Regions from separate parts of the Homo sapiens genome. Here region 1 is linked to region 2. A link is an interaction called in ENCODE POLR2A ChIA-PET data of the cell type or tissue named here. Cell type or tissue: Caco-2. All regions are shown on one strand. Each heading gives the region's core, and the rest is flanking DNA. Links, peaks and the distances in the headings are about the cores only.

Evidence for each region. ChIA-PET counts read pairs that join two places held together with the same protein. Peaks named below come from ENCODE experiments on the same cell type or tissue, not always from the same donor. Only the 100,000 strongest peaks of a DNase experiment are listed, where the experiment ranks them.
Region 1: POLR2A ChIA-PET joins it to region 2 with 11 read pairs; 14 of 35 experiments call an interaction of 5 or more read pairs at or near these places.

The regions. Positions count from the first base shown.
Region 1 is chr14:102,637,995-102,645,994 of GRCh38, reverse strand. The region is part of intron 2 of RCOR1 (REST corepressor 1); the gene reads right to left. Among named protein-coding and RNA genes, the nearest start is that of RCOR1, 49 kb to the right of the region's middle. In Caco-2, for the core only: no CTCF peak of the experiment used is centred there; no DNase peak of the experiment used is centred there.
Region 2 is chr14:102,579,587-102,589,214 of GRCh38, reverse strand. It overlaps the pseudogene RN7SL546P. Among named protein-coding and RNA genes, the nearest start is that of RCOR1, 8.2 kb to the left of the region's middle. RefSeq lists enhancers at 4,480-5,008, 8,283-8,967, 8,968-9,628. In Caco-2, for the core only: no CTCF peak of the experiment used is centred there; DNase peaks (open chromatin) are centred at 3,634 and 5,284.

The DNA of each region.
Region 1 (8,000 bases), core at 1-8,000, 57 kb before region 2:
GTAATACAGATTCTGCTCATCCTCCCACAGGACATACATTTGGACACAAAGCTATGTGGGCAGTCTGAGTGCCCTGAAGAAGCAGCACAAACAAATTCACACAGAGACCTTGTGGAGGCGGCTCAGCTCGGCCCTCTCCAGCTGTGCACACTGCCTTGCCTGTGCACTACTCTTCAGCTCTACCATCTGACTGCAGCCAAAGCAAGAACCTGAGCCACAATTGCCCAATCAAGCTCTTCCTAAATTCCTGACCTACAGAAATCACGGAATTATTTTAAGTCACTAACTTTTGGGGGTCATTTTTCAGGCAGCAAGACTAAGGAACAGATTTTGGCACCTGGAAGTGAGATGCTGCAACAAAAACCCAGAACTGTGCTACTGGCTTTGGGGCTGGGTGGCAGGTGGAAATTGCAAGGCCTTTAAGAGGCTATCAGCAAAAGCCTGAAGGGCCTCAACAAGGAAACTATCAGGAAAAGCTTAATAGAAACTATGAAAACTACTATTGTACATTACAGGAAAAGGGTCCCCTGTTGTCTAAGTAGTGGAAAATGTGGCCTTTAGAAATGTGGAAAACAGGAAATGCACCTAATAAACTCCATGATCTACCTAAGGATATTTCCAGGCAGAATTTTAAAAAAAGAAACAATTCTCAAAATTCTCAGTGGTAAAGAACAAACCCAGACTGTGACTGTAATACTTTCTTAAAACCTCAAAAAGATCTAAGAAGGTTCTGCACTGTCCTTTCCAAGAGACCAAGAGCCTTCTAAGGATTTTAAGATCCTCTCCATCAAACAACAGGGCTTCTAAGAATACTAAGGCTGGTGACACACAAGGAGCCCAAGGAAATGAAGGACCTACCACAAACAGGCTAAGTGTGGTTCCTGTCTAATGTAGTAGGTTACAAATTGACACAGAGAGAGCCCACAAAATTTTCAAAGGAATTATACCAGTTTGGACTGAAAGAGACAAAAACAGTACAAAATGAGGGGAAGGTTTTTTTGTTCCTCCAAAACTACCGAAAGCACAAAGGCTAAGAAAACTACTCAGCTATAAAAATCAGCCATTTCTTAGGGAAAAGGGTAACTCAGAAGACAAAACAAAATTCTCAGCAGAAACCAGAGCCTGAAACAATCATTCCCAGGCACCAGAACTGAGACCAAATCAAGGAATTGGTAACGTGTGCCCTGCTGAATTTCAGAATGGCAATGGATGAGAAACTACTGTGCCTCCTGTTTCCTCTTTTCTGGGCAGATGTGTCTACAGCAATTATCCTAAGCTTGTCCTGCCATTTTAAGTCAGAGGAAGCAACAGATTCCTTCTCTTGACGTCACATGAGTTCAGCTCTAGAGGAACCACACCTGAGGAGCTTTGGGTGGCCACAACTGGGCTTGATTCAGGTGACAAGATGCTGAACTTGAAGTTAATGCCATAGCAGGAAGGGGGAGCGATGTGATGGGAGAGGGTGTGAGCACAAGTGACAAGAAGGAGGAATGTGAATTATTGTGACCAAATGAGAAAATGTGGTAGATTGTGTTTTCCAAAGGTGGTCACAGAATGTTTCTCATGTCATCCCACAGGGACCCCTTACACTCTGACTGCAATTCCACTTCTGTACTCCTACCAAGAGATGGAATCTATGTTCCCTGCCCTTGAAGCTGACTAGACTTGTGACTACATCGGAAAGGAGCCTATGTGACTTCCGAGGCTGGGTCATGAAAAGTGAATCAGTTAATAGTCAGTTTTCTTGCGATACTTGCTTTGGAAGCCTGCACTTTCTTGTAAGCAGTCAGAGGCCATAATGTTGTGAGGAGCACAAATCAGCCCATGCTGAGACACCAGGAAGAAAGCTGTCTGGCCAGCCAAGGCCACTTCAGCACCCTACTGTTCAGCTCCAGCCACCATGTGAACACAACTTAAGTCAGAGAAACCCAAGCCAGAGCTGCCCAACTGATGTCTTCCTAAATCCTCATCACCAGAAAGTGTGAGATAATAAAACGATTGTTGTTGTTTAAAGACAATAGTAACAGCAACAGTTGTTAGGCGGTAATAACTGGAATACAGGGTAACACTCAATTGTTAGCATCTGGGCCAGTTTTCTCCCAAAGAAGAACCTTCTAATTTGCTGGAGAGTATAAGCCAGGCTATTAAGAATTCTGGAATGACCATTCAATATACAAACTTTCACTTCATAGATACGTCTCCCCCACCACGTCCAGATAGTTTCCACCCGTCCTCCCCATTTCAAGTCTAGGGTACAGCTCTGGTTCAAACTCTACCAAAAGTAAACTTGTCTTGTGCTAGGCTAGGGAAAGTCTAATTCCTGGACTGCTGGAATGAAGCATAATCTAGAGACAGGAAGAATTCCTGGAGACTTTCAGTCAGCCCATCAGCTTAGGGCCAACCACACCACACCTGGGCCTCTGAAGATACCTGGTGCCTCCACCTCCTAGGCCTTGCTGCAGTTCTGCAGCAGCAATCTGCTTCCTCCAGCATCACTACCACCGCTTTTCAGTTCTGGCAAGGTAATTACCATGCATTAATCTATTATTTCAGTTTCTAAAACATTAGTGACATCTCTATACTGCTATACTGTTTATACTATCCCATTACTCAACATTCCAAATCTCAATGTTTTTACCTTTCTTCCTTTCCTGGAAGCTCTATAAGGTTTGTTCACATCTTTTCTAATCTCTTCCATTCCTCTTTTTTTTGAGACGGAGTCTCGCTCTGTCGCCCAGGCTGGAGTGCAGTGGCATGATCTGGGCTCACTGTGCAAGCTCCGCCTCCCGGGTTCACGCCATTCTCCTGCCTCAGCCTGCCAAGTAGCTGGGACTACAGGCACCCGCCACCACGCCCGGCTAATTTTTTGTGTTTTTAGTAGAGACAGGGTTTCACCGTGTTAGCCAGGATGGTCTTGATCTCCTGACCTCGTGATCTGCCCGCCTCGGCCTCCCAAAGTGCAGGGATTACAGGCGTGAGCCACTGCGCCCAGCCAATCTCTTCCATTTCTAATGCTTAGCCTTCACTATCAAGTTTAGGACACTGTAAAATCTTTAAAATGGCCTTCCTGACTCATTCCCCCATACCCTGATCCCTCCTATACTGTGTCAGAATACTTTTCTGCCGATACTATGCTAACACAGACTAACTTTTTTTAATAGACAGGGTCTCACTCTGTCACCTAGGCTGGAGTGCAGTGGCAATGATCATAGCTCACCACAGCCTCGACTTCCTGGGCTCATGTGATCCTTCCATCTCAGCATCCCGAGTACCTGGGACCATAGGCATGTGCCACCATACCCGGCTTATTTTTATAATTTTTATAGAGACGAGGTCTCACTTTGTTGCCCAGGCTGGTCTGGAATTTCTGGGCTCAAGCGATCCTTCCCACCTCTGCCTCCCAAAGTGCTGAAATTACAGGTGTGAGCCACCATGCCCAGCCCAGATTAACTTCTGAACAAGTTTAACTATTAGTATTATCATCAAATCGGCCTAAGACTTTTTTATAAAGAGTATCTCTTCCTCCTTGTATCAACCCTATGAGACAAATATTATCACTCTTAACAAATGAAGAAACGCATTCAACAACATTCTATGGAACTGAACTGCGCTTCAATTTCCTCCTGCCAAATAATCTCAAGAATCTTAACCAGATCTAAAATTTTATTTTCTACAATTCAAAGGTAAGAAACATGAGGCACTGAATACAACTTACACTAATCAAGATCAGACACTTGTTAATACCGTCAAAGAAGTTTATTCCTTCTATCAGATTCCTTCTTTACCTATGTATTCTTTCAATTAGAGTAAGAAACTGAAAGGACAATGGACACAGACGCAGCTGGGGCACGAGGAGTAAAGGGAAAGAGGTAAAAACTAAACACGCCACAACAGAATGGAGTCACAATTCCATCAATCCCTATGTTAACCACCCTTGTCCCCAAATAATGGACCTTATCAAATCACGAGAGGTACTATCAAATATTCACCACATGAAATCCAGAAATGATGCAAGTTTTTTTAATACATGCAGATTCAGTGCTGCTCAAATTCCCATGATTTCCCTATGAAGCTACAAGTTCAAAGGTAATAAATGAAGATACAACAATCATCTTTGTAAAACCAGCCTTTCCACTGTATTTGACACACTACCCAAACCCCAAAGAAACTATGCTAGATACAGGAGGGGGCTAGACAGAAGTAACACATAGCCCCTGCTTTCTTGAAGCATACATGTTAGTGGGCAAGAAATATTAAACCTTGTGCAAGCGTCACTTTCCTTATATGAGTAAAATGGAGTTAACAGCAATTACTTCCCCAAATTGTCCTATAAAGCACCTATCATAGTAGCTGGTACAAAAAAACGGCATAAATATTATTATTTTTTTTTTAATTGAGACAGGGTCTCACTCTGTTGTTGGGACTGGAGTGCAGTGGCGACATCTTGGCTCACTGCAGCCTCAACCTCCTGGGCACAAGTGATCCGCCCACCTCAGCTTCCTGAATAGCTGGGACTAAAGGAGAACACCACCATAACCGGCTAATTTTTGTACTTTTTGTAGAGATGGGGTTTTGCCATGTTGCCCAGGTTGGTCCCGAACTCCTGGGCTCAAGTGATCCACCCGCCTCAGCCTCCAAAAGTGCTAGGACTACAGGTGTGAACCACTGTGCCCAGCTGCATAAATATTATTTATTATTGAATAACTGCTTACATAATTCTTTTCTGGTTTTCTTTTTTTTTAAGGCCGAGTCTCACTCTGCCGCAAGGCTGGAGTGCAGTGGTGCAATTTCGGGTCACTGCAACCTCCACCTTCCGGGTTCAAGCAATTCTCTTGCCTCAGCCTTCCAAGTAGCTGGGACCACAGGCACGCGCCACCAAGCCCAGCTAATTTTTTTTGTATTTTTAGTAGAGATGGGGTTTCAACATGTTGGCCAGGACGGTCTCGATCTCCTGACCTCGTGATCCACCTGCCTCAGCCTCCCAAAGTGCTGGGATTACAGGCGTGAGCCACCACACCCAGCCTCTTTTCTGTTTTTCTTCTGAGACAGGGATCTTGCTCTGTCACCCAGGCTGGAGTGCAATGGCAGTTCACTGCAGCCTCAACCTCCCTGGCTCAAGTGATCCTCCCACTTCAGACTCCAAAGTACCTGGAACCAGAGGTGCACACTACGACAGCCAGCTAATTTTTTAATTTTCTGTAAGACGGGGTTTCACTATGTTGCCCAGGCTGGGCTCAAGTGTCCCTCCTACCTCAGTCTCCCAAAATGCTGGAATTACAGGCGTGAGCCAACGTGTCCAGCCTCAAAAAATTCTTTAAATTACAATCAGATAAGGTGTTAAGTGTGATAGCCTCTGCAGAAAAGAGCTATGTGACCTCAATTACATCTCATTCTAAACTTTTTTGAAATTTAGTTATTTTACACTAATATTACATTTTTTAAAAATTAATTTTAAAAAATTGCAACCAAAATACAAGACAGGTGTCTCGATCTCCATGAGGTTTTCTTGGTTAGTCCACCAAGTCTTTGAGAGTCGGAAGAACTACCCAAGATACCTGTCATCATCTTGAAATCTGCTATGTACTTTAGGATGGATCAAGTGTTCACATCTCGTTCATACATATCTAAATACTGACTGTTTTAGCTGAAGAGGACAGGCTTAAGACACAATTATTTTAACTCATTATCTTCCATTTCAGACATTCAATTAATTAAAAACATGACTAGGCTGGGCACAGCGGCTCCCAGCACTTTAGGAGGCTGAGGTGGGCGATCTGAAATTCCGGAGTTCAAGACCAGCCTGGGCAACACGGCAAAACGCAAACTCAAATAAAAAATACATATATATATGGCTGGGTGTGGCGGCTCACGCCTGTCATCCCAGCACTCTGGGAAGCTGAGGCAGGCGGATCACCTGAGGTTGGGAATTCAAGACCAGCCTGACTAACATGGTGAAACGCCATCTCTACTAAAAACACAAAATTAGCCGGGTGTGGTGGCAGATGCCTGTAATCCCAGCTGCTCATGAGGCTGAGGCAGAGAATCACTTGAACCCAGGAGGCGGAGGTTGCAGTGAGCCGAGGTCATGCCATTGCACTCCAGCCTGGGGACAGAGCGAGACTCCGTCTCATGAATGAATGAATGAATGAATGAATGAATGAATAGGCTGAGCTCAGTGTCACACCTGTAACCCCAGCACTTTGGGAGGCTGAGGTGGGCAGATCTTCTGAGGCTGGGAGTTCAAGACCAGCCCGGCCAACATGGTGAAACTGCATCTCCACAAAACTACAAAAATCAGCCAGGCATAATGGCAGGTGCCTGTAATCCCAGCTACTAGGGAGGCTGAGGCAGGAGAATCTCTTGAACCCAGGAGGAGGAAGATACAAAGAGCCAAGATCACGCCATTGCACTCCAGCCTGGACAACAGAGCGAGACTCCATCTCAATAAATAAATAAATAAATAAATAAATAAATAAATAAATAAATAAATAAATAAAAATTAAAAAATAAATTAATTAGCCAGACATGCTGATGCATACATGTATTCCCAGCTACTGGAGGGGGAGAGCTGGGGAAGGGAAGGGGAGGAGCTGGTAAAGGGGAGGAGAAGGCTGAGGTAGGAGGATCATTTGTGTCCAGGAGGTCCAGGCTGCAGTGAAACCTGATCATGTCACTGTAGTCCAGCCTGGGTGACAAAAAGAGATCTTGTCTCAAAAAAAAAAAAAAAAAAGAAAGAAAGAAAACAAAGAGTAGTTGGTTCTCCTAGAAGGAATTTATACAACTTCACAGTTTTAATTCCAAATTACGCTGTTTAGTTACCTTCACCGCACAAAAGAAAACCATCCAAATGCTTTTTAATGGGAAAATCTTAATACATTACAAGCTAGATCTGCCTAGCAACAAGTTATAAACTTATGTCATCCTACTTATGTTCCCATGGATACAGTCATGAACAGTACAGTGGTAGCTGTACAAATTAGGAAAAAAATCCCAAGAGAATTACATCCAAAACTTGGATAGAAAATACTACTAGGCTGGGCACAGTAGTTCACGCCTGCAATCCCAGCACTTTCAGAGGCTGAGGCAGGCGGAGCACCTGACATCAGGAGTTAGAGATCAGCCTGGCCAGCATGGCGAAACCCCGTCTCCACTAAAAATACAAACATTACCCGGATGTGGTGGTTCGCACCTGTAATCTCAGCTACTCACTGAGACAGCAGAATTGCTTGAACCAGGGAGGCAGAGGTTGCAGTAAGCCAAGATTGTGCCACTGCACTCCAGCCTGGACAACATAGCAAGACTCCGTCTCAAGAAAAAAAGAAAAGAAAAGAAAAAAAAACACTACTATAGGCCAGGCGAGGTGGCTCACACCTGTAATCCCAACCTTTGAGAAGACCAAGGCCAGTAGCTCACTTGAAGTCAGGAGTTCGAGACCAGCCTGGCCAACATGGCAAAACCCCATCTCTACTGAAAATACAAAAATGAGCTGGGCATGGTGGCAGGGGCCTGTAATTCCAGCTACTCGGGAGGCTGAGGTTGCAGTGAGCCGAGATCACACCACTGCACTCTAGCCTGGGTGACAAGAACGAAAATATGACTCAAAAAAAAAGAAAAGAAAGAAAAGAAGACAACGCTATAAAGGTAAGAATACGGTCTAGTATCTTTTCAATTAAAATCCTTCTCTCTCTTCCCTACAAATCCCAACTAACCTTCCATTAGAATCTCCCTCTTTAAATCTGCTCCCATCTGGTGTTTTTAAACACAATTGTTAATAGAACTTCAGCAAGAACTTCTGCACCTGAGTTGATAATGTCCTTGGACTATTTTATGTGTGCTATCCCCAAAATCTGTACACAGGTTTCTGTTCTTTATAATGTAGCAAATTTGTCACATTAGCTTGAAAACAGGGTGGAAACACATTTACATGGTAAATCTGCAATCTGGGGGAAGTTAAATTTTTTTTTGTTCGTTTTTGAAGCCAATATTGTTTTTCAGATACA
Region 2 (9,628 bases), core at 668-8,667:
GACGGCCAGGGGCAAGGGTGTCTGCAACATGCTTGGTCTGATGCTAAACATACAGTGTTTATAATTTTGTATTCATTGTATTTTCCCAGAAAAAGGGAAGGGAAAAGAGTCAGCATGTGTTATAAAATGATTAGAAAATGGGAAAGGAAGTACCTGGTACAGCAAAATCAACCATCAAATGAACATACCCCAGTGATGGAGTCATCAAAGCCCAAAGGGGCTCCGTCTCCTTCAGTTCAGGAATGAAGGGAAGGGATCAGGAAAAGGAGAGACGGGTACAGGCTTTCCTACCCCAGTGTTTATAGTTCTTCCTGCTGCTAATTATTATTATTACTATATTTGGGCTTGTTAGAAAATTCTGTTTGGCAAGGAATTCCTTTCCCAAGAATGGAGCCAGGCAGAGGGCAGGGTATGGGCCAGGGCTGGGAAGTGTCAGGAAAACACCCTAAAGCCATTCCTGGGAGGTTTCAAGCCCCCAAAGGACTATTGGAAAACTGAGACTTCAGGCTGGAATTTTAGCCATCCTAAGAGTTCTGAACCTGGAATCCATGGATAGAATTCTGGAGACCATGAACCAGAGCTGGTAAATACATCTTTATTTAAATTAACCTTTAACACCAAGTGCGGTGGCACTCACTTATAATCCCAGGTACTTTGAGGCCTCCAGCAAGACCCCTGTCTCAAAAAAAAAATCAACCTTTAACCAAAATCCAGCATTTTCTTCACTTATGAATGTAGGTGATATTCCATCTCAACACATTGCAGTCACTGGAAATATCTCAAAATAGCATTTATTTATTTATTTTATTTTTATTTTATTTTTTGAGACAGAGTCTTGTTCTGTCGCCCAGGCTGGAGTGCAGTGGCATGATCTCAGCTCAGTGCAACCTCCCGGGTTCCAACTATTTTCCTCCCTCAGGCTCTGAGTAGCTGGGATCACAGGCACCCACCACCACGCCCAGCTAATTTTTGTGTTTTTAGTAGAGATGGGGTTTCACCATGTTGGCCAGACTGGTGTCGAACTCCTGACGTCGTGATCCGCCCACCTTGGCCTCCCAAAGTGCTGGGATTACAGGCATGAGCCACCGCGCCCAGCCTCAAAATAGCACGTATACTCGTCTCCAAAATCACAGAAGTTATTAGACCCACTGCTAGAACTTGTTACTTAATATGTTAATAACTAAGCAAGTAAATCGTAGACCTAATTGTAAGACCTAATTGTAAAACTATAAAACTGTCAGATGAAAACCTAAATCTCTGTGACCATGAGGTAGGCAAAGTCTTCTTGATTACGATGCCAAAAGGATAAGGAACAAAAGAGAAAAATTGGAATTCATAAAAATTAAAACTTGTGTGGGTGAGCATGGTGGCTTACGCCTGTAATCCCAGCACTTTGGGAGGCTGAAGCGGATGGATCACCTGAGGTCGGGAGTTCGAGACCAGCCTAACCAACATGGAGAAACCGCGTCTCTCCTACAGATAAAAATTTTGCTGCAGATGGTGGCAGGCTCCTGTAATCCCAGCTACTCGGGAGGCTGAGGCAGGAGAATCACATGAATACAGGAGGCGGAGGTTGCAGTGAGCAGAGATTGCGCCATTGCACTCCAGCCTGGGCAACGAGCAAAAACTCCGTCTCAAAAAAACAAACAAAAAAAAGATTAGCTGTGGCTGGATGCGGTGGCTTACGCCTGTAATCCCAGCACTTTGGGAGGCCAAAGCGGGCAGATCACGAGGTCAGAAGATCAAGGCCATCCTGGCCAACATGGTGAACCCCATCTCTACTAACAATACAAAAATTAGCTGGGTATGGTGGTGCATTCCTGTAATCCCAGCTATGGGGTGGCTGAGGCAGGATAATCTCTTGAACCAGGTAGTCGGAAGTTGCAGTGAGCGGAGATCACGCCACAGCACTCTAGCCTGGCAACAGAGTGAGACTCCGTCTCAAAAAAAAAAAAAAAAAAAAAGATTAGCCAGGCGCGGTGGTGGGTGCCTGTAATCTCAGCTACCTGGAGGCTGAGGCAGGAGCATCACTTGAACCTGGGAGGCAGAGGTTGCAGTGAGCCAATATCGCCCCCCATTGCAGCCTGGGTAACAGAGCGAGACTCCTGTCTCAAAAAAAAAAAAGGCCAAGAAACTCATGCAAAGATGCTCAATGTTAGCCGTCAGGGAAATGAAAAAACCACAAAGAGATGCCACTTCTTGCCCACCAGGATAGCACTCATCAAAAAGATGCAGTAACAAGTGCTGGAAGCCACTGCTGGTGGGAATGTAAAATGGTGCAGCTGCTTTGGAAAATAGTCTGGCAGTTTCTCAAGAAGTTAAACATAGAGTTGCCATTTGACCCAGAAATCCCACTCAGAGATATATACCCAAAACAACTGAAAACATATGTCCACACAAAAACTTGTGGGCAAATGTTCATAGCAGTATTATTCATACTTAATGTCCCTCATCTGATGAATGTTTAAACAAAGTGTGGTCTATCCACACTGGAATATGGGTCAGCCATAAAAAGGATGCTACAACATGGATGAATCCTGAACAGGTTAAATGAAGAAGCTAGTCACAAAAGACCACATAGTGTATGATTCCATTTCTATGAAATGTCCACAACAGGCAGAAAGCAGATTATTGGTTGCTGAGGGAGAGAGGAATGTGGAGTGACTGCAAATGGGTACAGGGTTTCTTTCTGAGGTAATGAGATGTTCTTTTTGTTGTTGTTTTTTGTTTTTTTGTTTGTATGAGACGGAGTCCCTGTCGCCAGGCTGGGGTATAGTGGCGCGATCTCAGGGTGCAATCTCGACTCACTGCAACCTCCACTTCCTGGGTTCAAGCGATCCTCCTGCCTCAGTCTCTCAAGTAGCTGGGAATACAGGTGCGCACCACCATGCCCAGCTAATTTTTTGTAGAGACAGGGTTTCACCATGTTGGCCAGGATGGTCTCGATCTCTTGACCTCGTGATTCACCTCCCTCAGCTTCCCAAAGTGATGGGATTACAACCGTGAGCCACTTCACCCGGCGAGATGTTCTAACATTGATTGTGGTGATGGTTGCATGACTCTGGATATACTAAAACTGCTGTATCGGACACTTCTCATGGGTGAATTGTATGGCATGTACTATGAATTATATCTCAAGGAAGCTGTTTGGAAAATAGAGATAATTAAATAACAGAAAGAATGAGGAGGAAGAAGACACAGAAGAACACATCATTCAGGGTCTCCGCGTTTCTGTAGATTTCGTTTCCTTTGCATCCTTCATTTGCCAGGGTGTTGGAGGAGATGGCCTCCCTGCCAGGACTTGAGACTTCAGGCCTGGCTTTCCACACCCACACCTTTGCTAGGGTGCCAAGGCCAGTGTGGGTGCCCCACCCCGTTCCCACAAGGCCACCCCGAGGAGTCCTCATCCCCATGCTCCTGGTGGGTCACGTCCACACTTTACGGTTATGTCAATCCTAACTCCAGCCTTGCAGCCAGGGCACCCTCCCGGTCCAGATGAACAAATGGAGGCCAGGCTGGGAGCTTGTCATCGCGATAAGATTATCGAGGGGAAGTGTGAGCCAGGCCCTTTCCTGCCCAGCCGCCCCGCCCTTTCTTTACATTCCCTTAGGAATGCTTTTCACTCTGTCTAAGAAGCTTCCCGTGAGGCATGGGCGGACGGCAGCAGCAGGCCTGGGACCAGTGTGAGGCCTCCCTCAAGGGGCCGCAGGCATGTGGGAAGACCAGCTCGGGCAGAGCTCAGACCTAGGCTGAAGCAGGTCTCTGCCCAGGAGAGGAGAGGGCCTCCTGCCTAAGCTGGCCTCAAGATTCCCCACTTTTGGGACCTCTCTTCCCAGGATTGCCCAGGGGTGAGGCTCCCACCAGGCCACGCGACCCAGATCATGCCCCTTGGCCTTCACAGCTCAGCTCGCAGGCCCCCTTCTCCAGGAGCCCTTCTGAACCTCCTGACCGCCTCAGCCCCCTGTCCCAGGCCCTGGTGTCCCCACTCCTGGCACTGATGACAGTTGTCATGAGCCATGCTTAGGGCTACTTGTGTTTCCCTCCCCCCTGCCCCCACCCCGAATTGTAAGCTCTGCAAGATAGGGTCTCACTCTTGTGTGTCTGGAATCCCGTGCCCAGCACAGAGCCTGCCACGCAGCAAGGGCTGCTTCAGTCACCACTGCTGACTTTGTCTTGGGGTCAGGCTGGGACATTTAAACCAGACCCCAGTAAGAGTGTAGATATATTGGCAGGGATATAGATAATGAGCAGAGCACTGGCTTCCCAGCAGCCTCGCAGCAGACAGATACCGGCTACACCAACATTTAGACCCTCAGAGAAAAGGGTGTTCTTTTCTCTGTCTAGAAACTGCCTTCCAAGAGTGGTTTCCTGGGCTGGGCACAGTGGCTTACACCTGTAATCCTAGCATTTTGGGAGGCCGAGTCGGGCGGATCAGTTGAGGTCAGGAGTTCGGGGTCAGCCTGGCCAACATGGTAAAGCCCCGTCTCTACTAAAAATACAAAAATTAGCCAGGCGTGATGGTGGGCGCCTGTCTTCCCAGCTACTCAGGAGGCTGAGGCAGGAGAATCGCTTGAACCCGAGAGGGGGAGGTTGCAATGAGCCTAGATCGTGCCACTGTACTCCAGCCTGGCGGACAGAGCAAGACTCCATCTCAAAAAAAAAAAAAGAAAGGTTTCCTGGCTGAGGACCTACCCCTTGTCCACAAGAGTGACAACTAGCCCTCCCGTCCCCCAGGATCTTTCAGTAAAAGACAAACCAGGGAACTCTCCCTGGGACAGACAGACAGATACGGATGGCCCTAGTGGGCAGGGGTGGGACGTGGAAAGGCTTGCTGGCATTCAGTCCTGCGGATGGTCAGGCCTGGCCCAGCTAGATGGGCCTCCATTCACCTCTCGTTCACAGATGAGAGACACATGGGGCTTTTCCCCAGGACACTGCAAGTACTGGGCCTGTCAAGAGTGACACGAGGGTGCCCTGGGAGGTGGGATACCTGGGCCGTACTCTTTCCTCTACCAGCTTAGATACCACGACACCCTTCCAACTGCCATCCCCTAATGACATGACAGCCAGAGATCATCTTTGAAACAAGGGCTGGATCACTTCCTTCCTGGCTTACAACCCCCACCACCCCCCACCCCCACCCCCGGTCCCTACGGGGATTTCCTGTGGGCCAAGGATGAAATTCCAAACACTCCACAGCTGGCCCCAGGCACATGAGGCATGGCCCTGCCTCCAGCTCCACTTCGACTCCTGGCCTCATGTCTCCCCTCCCCTTCACACCCTGCACCTGCCTCAGGGCCTTTGCATAAGAGCAACAACTAGCCCTCCCCTCCTCCAGGATCTTTCAGTAAAAGACAAACCGGGGAACCCTCCCTGGAACAGACAGACAGAGAGATGGATGGCCCTAGGAGGCAGGGGTGTGACACGGAGAGGCCTGCTGGCATTCGGCTGTTTCTAGGCCGGGAACACCTTTCCCCCAATCTTCCCAGGCTTCCTCTGCCTTACCCCACCTACATGTCACCTCCTCCAGGAGCCTTCTGACCATCCCATCCATGGGAGGTCCCCACCCCTGCCCACTCCGGGGCTGTGCCTCATTACCAGCCCTGTCTCAGCTGCAGCCCTGGGACTCTTGGTTCTTGTATCTCTCTCCCTCCCCAGACCCCACCCCGCCCAGGACCTCTTGGTGTTGCCGTCCTGCTTGCACTGCTCCAGTGTTCAGCAGTGCCTGGTCTAGAGGAGAATGTGTCTCAGAGTCTCCTCTGCTGCGCACACATCTTGGGGCTCCTGGGAGTGACGCAGGGGATAGCCGAAGACCCTCTTCTCCTCCAGCCATCTCCCTCAATTTCCCCTAGCATCTGCCTTGCTGGCAGCCCCATATCATGTCTCTCCCTGCACTGGCCTAGCACACGGAGGGGAGAAGGGAGTGCCTGCTTCATGGACATGGGTTTCCTGCTGGAACTTCACTGTGGAGATGGTTGTGCAACATCGTGAATGTACTGTATGTCCCTGAATTGTACATTTGAAAATGATTTAAATGGCCAGGCGTGGTGGCTCACACAGCTTTGGGAGGCTGAGGCAAGAGGATCGCTTGAGCCCAGGAGTTCTGGGCTGTAGTGCGCTATGCCGAGAGGGTGTCCGCACTAACTTTGGCATTAATATGGTGACTTCCGAGGAGCAGGGGACCACCATGTTGCTTAAGGAGGGGTGAACCACCACCCCAGGTCGGAAATGGAGCAGGTCAAAACTCCCAGGCTGATCAGTAGCGGAATTGTGCCTGTGAATAGCCACTGCACTCCAGCCTGGGCAATACAGCAAGACCCTGTCTCTCTTTTTTCTTTTCTTTTTTTTTTTTTTTGAGACGGAGTCTCACTGTCACCCAGGCTGGAATGCAGTGGTGCAATCTCGGCTCACTGCAACCTCCGCCCCCTGGGTTCAAGCAATTCTCCTGCCTCAGCCTCCCGAGTAGTTGGGATTACAGGGGTCTGCCACCTCACCCCTAAAATGTATGTAAAAATACAATACTAATTATTGTATTTTTAGTAGAGTTGGGGTTTCACCATCTTGACCAGGCTGGTCTTGAACTCCTGACCTTGTGATCCACCTGCCTCGGCCTCCCAAAGTGCTGGGATTACAGGCGTGAGCCACCGTGCCTGACAACCCTGTCTCTTAAAAAAAAAAAAAAAAAAAAAATTATAGGCCGGGCGCAGTGGCTCAAGCCCGTAATCCCAGCACTTTGGGAGGCCGAGGCGGGCGGATCACCTGAGGTCAGGAGTTCGAGACCAGCCTCAACATGGAGAAACCCTGTCTCTACTAAAAATACAAAATTAGCCGGGCGTGGTGGCGCATGCCTGTAATCCCAGCTACTCAGGAGGCTGAGGCAGGAGAATTGCTAGAACCCGGGAGGCAGAGGTTGCAGTGAGCCGAGATCACGCCATTGCACTCCAGCCTGGGCAACAAGAGTGAAACTCTGTCTCAAAAAAAATAATAAAGTAAAATAAAATAAATTACAGGGATGAGGCAGGGAGGACAAAAAAAAAGAAAAATTTATTATTATTATTATTTTTGTTGTTGTTGTTGAGATGAAGTCTCGCTCTGTCGCCCAGGCTGGAGTGCAGTGGTGCAATCTCGGCTCACTGCAAGTTCTGCCTCCCAGGTTCACGCATTTCTCCTGCCTCAGCCTCCCTAGTAGCTGGGACTACAGGCGCCTGCCACCACACCCGGCTAATCTTGTTTTTTGTATTTTTAGTAGAGACAGGGTTTCACCATGTTAGCCAGGATGGTCTCGATCTCCTGACCCCATGATCCATCCGCCTCAGCCTCCCAAAGTGGTGGGATTACAGGCGTGAGCCACCACACCCGGCCAACAAATTATTTTTTACAATTCCACACCCAATGTCAACTCTGCCTCCAGACACATCTGGAGTCCAGTCCTCTCTCGTTCCCCCACTGTCCCCACCATGGGGCAGGCCTCCTCACATCTCACCTGGCCTCCTTGCTTCTATCTTTGAAGCATGGGGCACAGAAGAATACGGCTAATACAGAAACCATATCACGTCTGGTCCTGCTCTAGACCGTCACCCAGAACAAAAACATAGGCTTGGTCGGGCACAGTGGCTCACTTTGGGAGGCTGAGGCGGGTGGATTGCCTGAGCTCAGGAGTTGAAGACCAGCCTGGGCAACAACGGTAAAACCCCGTCTCTACTAAGATACAAAAAATTAGCCAGGCATGGCAGCATGCACCTGTAATCCCAGCTACTCGGGAGGCAGAGACAGGAGAATCGCTTGATCCTGAAAGGCGGAGGTTGCAGTGAGCCGAGATATTGCGCCACTGAATTCCAGTCCAGGCGACAGAGCAAGACTCCATCTCAAAAAAAAAAAAAACAAAACAACAACACCAAAAAAAAAAACCATAGGTTTGGCTGGGTGTCATGGCTCACACCTGTAAGTCCAGTACTTTGGGAGGCTGAGGCGGACAAATCACTTGAGGCTATGAGTTCAAGACCTGTCTGCACAACATAGGGAGACTCCATTTCTGCAACAACAACAAAAACAAAAATTTTAAATTAAATTTAAAAATTAAGGCCAGGTGCAGCTCACGCCTGTAATCTCAGCACTTTGGGAGGCGGGCAGATCACCTGAGGTCAGGGGCTCAAGACGAGCCTGGCCAACATAGCGCAATCCTGTCTTTACTAAAAATACAAAAAAAATTACCTGTGCAGGTGGCAGGCAGCTTTAATCCCAGCTACTCAGGAGGCTGAGGCAGGAGAATCGCTTGAACCCAGGAGGCGGAGGTTGCAGTGAGCAGAGATGGCGCCATTGCACTCCAGCCTGGGTGCAGAGCATGGTGGCACACACTTGAGCCCAGGAGTTTGAAGTAACAGCGAGCTCTAGCCACTGCACTCCAGCCTGGGAGACAGAGGGAGACCCTGTCAACAACAACAACAACAAAAATAGAAAGAAAAGAAAGGCTTTCCAGCAGTTTACAAGGCCCTCCACAAGCAGCAAGCAGGCCTCCAGTGGCCTTTTGTGACCCAGTCTTGTCATGTTGCCTCCCTGAGTCACCACCTGCTCTAGCCCGCCTGGCCTCCCTGATGCTCCTGGAACAACCCAGTCCTGCCCGAGTGCAGGGCCTTTGTGCCTGCCGCTCCCTGTGCTGGAGGGCTCTTCCCCTGACACCCCTTGGGCTCCCTCCTGCCCCCTTCAAATTCTCACTCGCATGTCACCTTCTCAGCAAGGCCATCCCTGACAGCCCCACCCCTGGGCTCTCCCTTCTATGTGTCACCCCTGGTGTATCTGATTTGATTTCTATGGTATGGCCCCCCTGGGGATGGCAGCCTGTGAGAGCAGAGATTTTTGCCTGTTTTGCTCCCCAGAGCCTACAGCAGTGCGTGGCACATAGCAACTTCATGCCCACCTGAGAAATGAATGAGCCATTTTCCAGGGGAGGACACTGAGGCCCAGGGGGCCAGAGCCCTGTCTCGAAGTCACACAGCTGTGACAGGCAGCGCGCGGGACTCCTCCGGCATCTCTCCCGGCTCCCAGGTCCTTCCAGCTCAAGCTGCTTGTGATTTTGGTTAGTATCCACCCCGTGGAAGACTGAGTGTCCTCACAGCTTTCTCATCTTCTTGCTGAGAAGGCAAATATTCAAAAATACTTTGACAATGACATTCTCCAGTTCCCGAGGCTGTGTGCGATGCCAAAAATGATGTGACTAATTAGCAGACCACGGGGCCCAGCAGCCCAAGAAGGGCGCCAATCCACACATCCTGGCATCTGTGCTCCCGGGGAAGGGGGCCTGGGCCAGGTCAGGTGCTGCCTCTGGCTGCCTGAGAGCCCCTGGACCTCTCAGGGCCTCAGTTTCCTTTTTTTTTTTTTTTTTTTTTGGAGACAAGAGTTTCACTCTTGTTGCCCAGGCTGGAGTGCAATGACGCAATCCCGGCTCACCACAACCTCCGCCTCCCAGGTTCAAGCGATTTTCCTGCCTCAGCCTCTGAGTAGCTGGGATTACAGGCATGCGCCACCATGCCTGGCTGATTTTGTATTTTTAGTAGAGACAGGGTTTCTCCGTGTTGGTTAGGCTGGTCTCAAACTCCCAACCTCAGGTGATCCACCCGCCTCAGCCTCCCAA